Linked DNA regions of Homo sapiens: region 1 is linked to region 2. The links are chromatin loops, found by intact Hi-C in ENCODE. Cell type or tissue: Calu3. All regions are shown on one strand. Each heading gives the region's core, and the rest is flanking DNA. Links, peaks and the distances in the headings are about the cores only.

Region 1 (4,395 bases), core at 130-4,129, 190 kb before region 2:
GTAATACATGCAGAGCTGAACTCCTGATGTTCTGTCCCCCTAGACCTCTTCTGCCTCAGTCTTCCATACCCTTGTTCAGTCCAAGAATCTTGAAGTCATTCTTGACTCTTTTCTTCCATAGAAAATCTTGCTGTCTTACTCTACCTTCAGATCATAATCAGAATTGGATCACTTCTCATCAACCTCCACTGTAATCACGTTGATTCCAGCCCCCCCTTGTCTTTTGCATGGATGATTGTCATTGCATCCCATCTCCTCGCCCTACTTTTGCCCTTGTCCCACTTTGGTCTACCTTAACACAACTGCCAGGAAACTCCTATTATAGTGTGACTCAGGTCATGTCATTCCTTGTTATAGAGGCATCCAGTGGCATTCTATCTCATTCTGAGTAAAAGCCAAAGTCTTTGGAATGGCCTCAAGAGCCAATACTATGTGTCCTGCCCCACCTCCCACCCCATGGGTCTCACTGTCCTCCTTCTCACACAGCCCCAGCCACGGGACCACTTCCACTGCAGGACCTTTTCCCTTGCTGGTGCCTCTGCCTGGAATGTGCTTTCTCTAGATATCTACATGGGTCCAGTCTTCAATTAAATGCCATTTTCTTAAAGAGGCTTTCTCTACCATCTTGTATAAATTTGTAAGCTCACCCTACCCCCAAACATGTTCTCTCTCCCTTCCCAGCTTTATTTTTCTTCATAGAACTTTCTCCCCTGGCTGGGCGCGGTGGCTCACTCCGGTAATCCCAGCATTTTGGGGGGCCAAGGTGGGCCGATCACGAGGTCAGGAGATCGAGACCATCCTGGCTAACACGGTGAAACCCCGTCTCTACTAAAAATACAAAAATTAGCCAGGCATGGTGGCGGGTTCCTGTAGTCCCAGCTACTCAGGAGGCTGAGGCAGGAGAATCACTTGAACCTGGGAGACAGAGGTTGCAGTCGGCTGGGATTGCGCCACTGCACTCCAGCCTGAGCGACAGAGCAAGACTCAGTCTCAAAAAAAAAAAAAAAAAAAAAAAAGAGTTTAGATCTTTCAACTCAATGAAATAGCATTGTTTTGGTTGTTGTTGCTGTTTTGTTTTGTTTTCATAAAAATAAAGCTAGCACCAAGTCCTGGCTGAAAAGTCGAGGTCTATGTTCTTGCTGTTCAGTTTGTGTTCTGTTTGGAGCAGGCTCGGGTCTGAGGGCAACCCCAAAACTACCATTTCTGATATGCAATGTGATGCGGGTGGAGGCAGATGGAATTCTCTTTTAAGAAGTGATCTTGGCCAGGCGCCGTGGCTCACGCCTGCAATCCCAGCACTTTGGGAGGCCCAGATGGGCGGATCATGGGGTCAGGAGATCGAGAGCATCCTGGCTAACACGGTGAAACCCCGTCTCTACTAAAAACACACAAAAAAATTAGCTGGGCGCGGTGGCGGGCGCCTGTAGTCCCAGCTACTCGGGAGGCTGAGGCAGGAGAAAGGCGTGAACCCGGGAGGCGGAGTTTGCAGTGAGCCGAGATCGTGCCACTGCACTCCAGCTTGGGCGACCGAGCGAGACTCCGCCTCAAAAAAAAAAAAGAAGTGATCTTTAAGAATTGAGCTTTGCCTCTTCCATTTTTGAGACTAAAAGGCTTAACTAAAAAGATACTGAAGGCTCCACCCAGTCAAGCCATTCATAGTTGCCCGGTGAACACATGCTTCAGGCGCTCTTTCTTCCTTTGGCAAAAGTCTGATTCTGTAGCCTCTGGCCATGTTCTGGAGGCGGGACACTCCCACTGGGAGCCACACCCGCCTTCATCATGCAGTGAGCACACCAAACAGGTTTGCCTGGCTAGACGGTGGCTGAGGTGTCTGCGGCAGAGGGAAGTACAGTCATGCACACGCCCAGTGACGGAGCCACTGATGGACACCTCCACATGAAGGAAGCAATTGCTCTGCTCTCCCCTGGCTTAAAATAAACAGAGTAACTGCACAAAGGTGGATTTCCTGTGCGAGGAGAGCAGGGCTCAGGGACCCCTTCCCAGCCCTGTGCTTGCTTTTGAAATCCTATATTCTTTTTTTTTTTTTAAAGAGGACTCCCAAATTGTACAAGCTTCAGGCCCCACAAAAACTTTGTTTGCCATGACTATACTAAATTTTGTATATTGTTTCATATACTTACCCATTTATGTGAAGTACTTTATAAGGTAGTGTTGTTCCCATTTACAGGAAACACAGGCAAGATTGAGAGATTTAACCTGAGATCACACACCTAAATTGTCCATGAACGGTGGCTGCCACTCAGTAGGGCCTAAGGTTTACTTGAACTTGTTTTGATGTCTTTTGGTATATTTACTGGTTGTCTGATTTCAAATGCATCTCCCACATTAAAAGACTTGGCTCGCTTTTATTTTATGTTCATGGAACCATGCAGAACAAACGTGCCAAGTCCTAGCAGTAGAGAGTAATGATGAACCCCAGGAAGCCCAGCCCATTCCACCATCTCTCAGCCTGTTCACATCTATGAAGAGAAATTGCCATTTAGGCCTGTAATCCCGGCTGCCTGGGAGACTGAAGCAGGAGAATCACTGGAACCCAGGAGGCAGAGGCTGCAGTGAGCCGAGATCGGGCCACTGCACTCCAACCTGGGTGACAGAGGGAGACTCCATCTCAAAAAAAAAAAAAAAAAAATTGCCATTTAGAAAATCGTGTGAAAAGTAGAGAAACTGATGGGGAACTAAAATACTTATGTTAAGTTTTTAAAAATCAGTATCAGTCGTATCAGTCTCCACCTAGTTTTTCAGAAGGCTTTTGTCTTCCATAGATGGAACATCTTGATTAATTAACCAAGTCAATGTTTATACAATGCTTAGAGTATCTCAGTTTCTTAAGAAACTCAGAGAAGAGTTAACATTCATTGTTTCTAACTCTGTGATGAGCACAGACACATTCTGAACTTCTCTCTTCCTAATTCAAAGAGGTTGCAACCTGTTTCCTAGCAAGGGCAGCTGAAAGTAAAGATAATGTCTGGTTGAGTTCAACATGCAGACACATAGGATATACAAATGGTGAAAGCTAACACCAGGGGGAAAATTGTTAAGAACCAGTACACTAGTTACTAGATATATTAGATGTGATGAATCACTTAGGTGAGGGGCTTATTAAACCCAGACTGTTCTGAATCCTTCCACCCCTACTGTCTGATTCAGTCGGTCTAGGGTGGGGTTTGACAATGCATTTCTAAGAGGTTCCCGGGCAAGACAGATGTTGCTGGGCCCAGAGCTTCACTTTGAGAACCACCACTCTTGGAGATGTTCTGCAGTCCACAATCCTGTGCAAATACAAACTTGGTCTTATTACCTATTCAACCCTCATAAAGCTCAGTGCAAGAGCATAATAAAGCCCTCAATAGTTTTTGACAGACCTTCCTTAGAATTTAGTAAGACACCAGTAGACTACCATTGGTATGCTTTTGATGTCAACATGGTAAGATCTTTATACTCTGGGCCCTGATTAATGACTAGGCACTTTAAAGCCTCAAATAAGCAACGAGAGCTTGAAATAACCAAAAACTTGCTATGTTGTCATTGGTTTTTGTGTGTGTGTGGTTTTTTGTTTGTTTGTTTGTTTTTTGAGACCGAGTCTCACTCTACCGCCCAGGCTGGAGTGCAGTGGCACAATCTCTGCTCACTGCAACCTCCACCTCCCAGGCTCAAGTGATTCTTCTGCCTCAACCTCCCGAGTAGCTGGGACTACAGGCGCCCGCCACCACGCCTGGCCAATTTTTTGTATTTTTAGTAGAGATGGGGTTTCACCATGTTGGCCAGGCTGGTCTCAAACTCCTGACCTCAGGTGATCCACCTGCCCTGGCCTCCCAAAGTGCTGGGATTACAGGCATGAGCCACTGTGCCTGGCCGTCACTGGTTTTATGAGAACAACATCACATTACAAGAGTGGCCAACATGATCAGCCAAAAACTAGAACATGGACAATGAGCATAGGGAGCATGAGTTCTCTCTGGGAATACAGACCACAGGGCTTGGTCTCCAGGACATCAATACACAGAGAGGAATGGATGAGAGGAAAACCAGAAAAACTCAACTTCTCAGTGGCATATCACTGAATCTCTGTCCATGCATTTTCATATCTGGATCAATGTCCCCAAGCTCATTTTCTAGATTATATTCTCTCCAACACAGCTAAAAATATACCCTTTCATACAAATACAATTTGTCCTTGAAAGACTTCTCATAATGAACAGTCTTGAACATTCATTATATACACATTGATTAGATAGACATAAATATAGATATATTTCCCTGTGCATTTTTAAATTAACATGCTCATGTATTTCTATTTTATGAAAATACATTTTCCTCTATTTTTGGTATACAGTAGTCTCCACTTATCCATGGGCTTGCTTTCTGTGGTTTCAG
Region 2 (4,395 bases), core at 85-4,084:
TCCTTGGTTCACATTCCACTACAGTGGTTCTCAGGCACCACACCCCTGACATAGCTCCCATTCTAAAGGCAGCTCCTCCTCACTGTATTTTACCAGCTCTCTTAATCCTCTCTATCCTACCTCTTAAAATCAGAGCTCCTTGAAAGTACTTAGTGAGTGCTTTCTTTTCCCAACTTTATCCACACTTTCTCTAGGAGAACGCATCATTACCACGACTTCAAATACCATTTGTTTGTTTCAGATCCTAATTCTATTGACCCTCAGCTTTCTTCTCTGAACTCTGTTTGTGTAATTAACTGCTCAGATGACTCAGAGTCATCTCAAACTTAACATGTTTAAAATGGAATTTTAAATTTTTCATCATACATCCAGTGCTAACTCTAGTCTCCTAATAAACAGCACTATCATACTCTCAGCTACTGAAGCCAGTAGCCTGGCACTAACTCTTGATGCCTTCCTTTCCTTCACCACTACCCAGTCAATTCCTCACTGTGTCCTGTTGGCTTTACCTCTAAAATATATCCTGAATCTGAATGTCTCTCCACTTCGATTACCACCAACATAGCTCGAGCTATTAACTTTCACCTGAGCTTTGGCAATGATACCGTAACAGATCCTTCCACTTTTATTTTTGTTATCCTTAAATCCAATCTTTCTATAGTGACTAAAATGAAGTTTCCATTTATCAATCAAGCTCTCCCTTCCTTAAAGATTTCTGGCTGGGCGCAGTGGCTCACGCCTGTAATCCTAGCACTTTGGGAGGCCAAGGCAGGTAGATCACCTGAGGTGAGGAGTTCGAGACCAGCGTGGCCAACATGGAGAAACCCTGCCTCTACTAAAAACAAAAAAATTAGCCAGGCATGGTGGCGGGCACCTGTAATCCAGCTACTGGGAAGGCTGAGGCAGTAGAATTGCCTGAACCCAGGGGATGGAGGTTGCATTGAGCCGAGATCGCACCACTTCACTCCAGCCTCAGCGAAAGAAGGAGACTCCGTCTCAAAATAAATAAATAAATAAAAATTTTAAAAAATAAAAATAAAAATAAAAAAAGACTTCCAAAAGTTTCCCAGACTCTTATCGATGCTTTTGCAAAAGTCCATTCGTTGGTGAAGAAATGAATTTAGTGGATATTGATTAGTATTTTAAAATGAATAGAAAATATCATAGGCATTACACATTGTAAGGGTAGGATTTTCTAAGTAAACATTTTGTTTTATTTGAGTAGTGGGTGAGACATAAAATATACTTCCTACTATGAGCCATGGTCAAACATGTTTGAGAAAAGCTGCTCTACGTGATCTGTCCCCATCTGCCTCTCTAACCTCACTACGTGCCACCTTTCCCAGGGTCTGACGCCGTGGCTGTACAGGGCTACTGTCAGTCCTTCCATAATATGGCAAGCCCTTTGCCTTGCAGGGCCTTTGTACTTGCACTGCCTCTGCCTACAATGCTCCTCCTGCCAGCGTTCCCATGGATGGCCTCTTTTCATCTTTCAGGTCTTAATTAAAAGTCCCCAACCCAGAGAGAACTTCTCGGACCACCCTATTTATTTAGTTCCCCTGAGTTATTTTCTGTCTCAGCAACTTTTGTATTCCCTTCAAAACAGTAATCACATTTGTAAAAATATATTTGAAAAAGTTGTTTACAGTCTGCCTCCTCCATTAGAACATAAACCCCATTGGAGCAGAAGCCTTGTCAGTCTTTTCGCTACATTTACCCAGCATTTTGAAAACTTAATCCCATTTTGGTTACTAAAACGTCACACTTGTAAGTAAGACCCACATCACATTCAGAGATGTGCCAGAGTCAATAATTGATTATTATCTGTGAAATATTCATTGGACTTGGCAGGAGATGTGTTTTGTGGTAATAGAGGTGAATTTCCTTAATAAATTCCTGTCTGGTTCAATTTACCTTGTTACGTTGCTTCCTTAATTGGAGGATGTTTGATGGTGGCTTCCGAAATGCCGTCAATGCCTTGTTTAAAATTCCATCTAAGTTCTTAGCCTGACCGCACAGCGCTGATCAAAAGTTTAGTCTTGAGGAAATGAAGCAATTCCTTTTTCTTGGCTTAGAGTCCACCTGAACAGCCACCAAGGGTCTCTTTGTTCGGTTGGGTGGGTCCAGCTTTATGAATGAATAGCCCCTTCACTAACAAACAATAGCAGAGATCTGGGCCACTAACTAGTTGAGCAATGTTAATCTCCTTTCAGGTAATTATTTCCAGAAGTGTAGCAACTATTAGAATGTTTAGATTCCTACTGTTTGATAGAAATTTAACAAACAAATTTAAAATGTTTTATAAATCTTTTAAAGGTTTTACTTTCTGATGCAAACTTTTTAATGTCAAAAAAGCATGGTTTCATATTGAAATTCTGAAAGTTATAAACATTTTAATGAAATTATTATGAACTTATAGTTTAGAATCTAAGAGCCTGATTTTATTCATAAGTTTAATTCACTTTCAAGCCTTAAATCAAACATGGGAGACTGGTTCATTGATCAAATGTGTAGTTAACTGTTTTAATGCCTTTACCTCTCCAACTGAAGTAATGCATAAAACTTACAAGGAGGGACTGCTGTGACCTCAAATGTTTACTTCAAGAAGTTAAACATCAGACTCTGAGCAGTGGTTGATTAACAGTCTATTTCTAATAGCGTACTGACAAAGGCAACCCTATTCCATGTCTTCTTAAAAACCACCAGCTAGTTACTGTAATTGTAAGCTATCCTGTAACTTCATGGCAAAAAATAAAAAATAAAAAAATAAGCATGCCTTGCCCCAATGTCCTTAGAAACCACGGAGTCCTTAAAAACCAAAAATAAACTTTAGAATGAGAAAAATAACTTTTAAACTTTATCTTTTTTCCAAAACTACAGTTGCGAGTTAAGTAAACTGAGACTCCTCCTCACACCTTCTTGTGAACTGAAACATTTCATACTGAGTAAGAGCGGACTGGAAATGAACCATGATGAATTTAGCCTATATCTGAAAAATACCACAGCCCTTCTCCACTGTTTGACCATATTTACTGTCTTGTTAGAAGGAACTTCCAAGGGGCATTGATCCTCCCTATTTGTCTTAGACTCTGCACCTTTGTTTATAGGGTACTGCTGTGTATGGGAGGACTTCGGTTGAATTCTGAATGCTGAAAAGATAAGTGATAGGTTTATCTAAAATATGCCATTTGAAGATACTGTTCATGTCTTATAGTGTCTTGAATTCATCCCAGCCCATTTTACGGCAAGATTTATAAGCAGACTGATTTAATGTTTAAAACCCCTAAGACCTCAGATTAAAAAAAGAAGAACAAACCCCCGCAACAGCTTGTCATTTTTAACTTAATCTTGCTATCATTTAGATACCAAACTCTTGTGTGGGTTGGGACTTTTCATTCCTCTGCTGTAACTGTCAGTTTTCAATTAAAGGCCTGAACTGCTTTGGGTTCCTCAGTTCATCTTCAATTTCTCTAGTGATAAGCAAAACACATTTGTTGAGCTAACCTGGCTTTCAACACTGACGTAGGACAGCCTTCACTCTCTCATGAGTTATGCAGTGTTTCATATTATATCACAGTGACATTAGGCAGAAGTAGCCTCCAAGAATAGATTTCCTAATTGGTAATATTTCAGTTTGGCATTTCCATTTGCATTATCTAATTACAAAATTTAATTTTTAAAATTATATAAGCAAATAAAATATAAGTGAAAAGAAAGAAAAGTGTTTCTATGAGAACTAAGTTGAATGCCTTGGAACCACTTGATTGATTAAATCACTTAAACTTTTTTAGTTTTCAAATTAGATGTGGGTGACACAATATTAAAAATAACTGATATAAAAAAGTCTCAGAACAAACGCCTCAAGCATAATGGAGTAGCCACCTCCTGGCTACAAGAGTTAGTGCTATAGGCATCAGGTAGCTCAGATAGGTGGAGGTTGTTAAGAAAGTACATTTTAGTGTTGACTTAAGCCGTTTTTATGATATTCCTATTGAAAAGTATATCATAGGCCGGGTGCAGTGTCTCATGCCTGTAATCTCAGCACTTTGGGAGGCCCAGGAGGGCGGATCACCTGAAGTCAGGAGTTCGAGACCAGCCTGGCCAACTTGGTGAAACCCCGTCTCTACTAAAAATACAAGAATTAGCCAGGTATGGTGGCGCGCACCTGTAGTTCCAGCTACTCAGGAGGCTGAGGCACAAGAATCGCTTGAGCCTGAGAGGTGGAGGTTGCAGTGAGCCGATATTGTGCCACTGCACTCCAGACAGTGCGACAGAGCGAGACTCCGTCTCAAACAAAAAAAAAAGTATAAAGTGTATCATGAATGTGAAAAAGTGTGCCAAAGAAATGCAGTTGAACAATGAAGAGAGATTGATAAATAATATAATAATAAAAGC

The links. Peaks named below come from ENCODE experiments on the same cell type or tissue, not always from the same donor. Only the 100,000 strongest peaks of a DNase experiment are listed, where the experiment ranks them.
Region 1: it touches region 2 in a loop (3-fold over the local background); 2 of 110 quality-filtered maps call a loop at or near these places.

What each region holds. Positions count from the first base shown.
Region 1 is chr1:183,157,554-183,161,948 of GRCh38, reverse strand. No RefSeq gene overlaps it. Among named protein-coding and RNA genes, the nearest start is that of LAMC1-AS1, 18 kb to the right of the region's middle. RefSeq lists an enhancer at 2,334-2,835. In Calu3, for the core only: no CTCF peak of the experiment used is centred there; a DNase peak (open chromatin) is centred at 1,798.
Region 2 is chr1:182,970,644-182,975,038 of GRCh38, reverse strand. No RefSeq gene overlaps it. Among named protein-coding and RNA genes, the nearest start is that of SHCBP1L, 20 kb to the right of the region's middle. In Calu3, for the core only: no CTCF peak of the experiment used is centred there; DNase peaks (open chromatin) are centred at 1,457 and 2,028.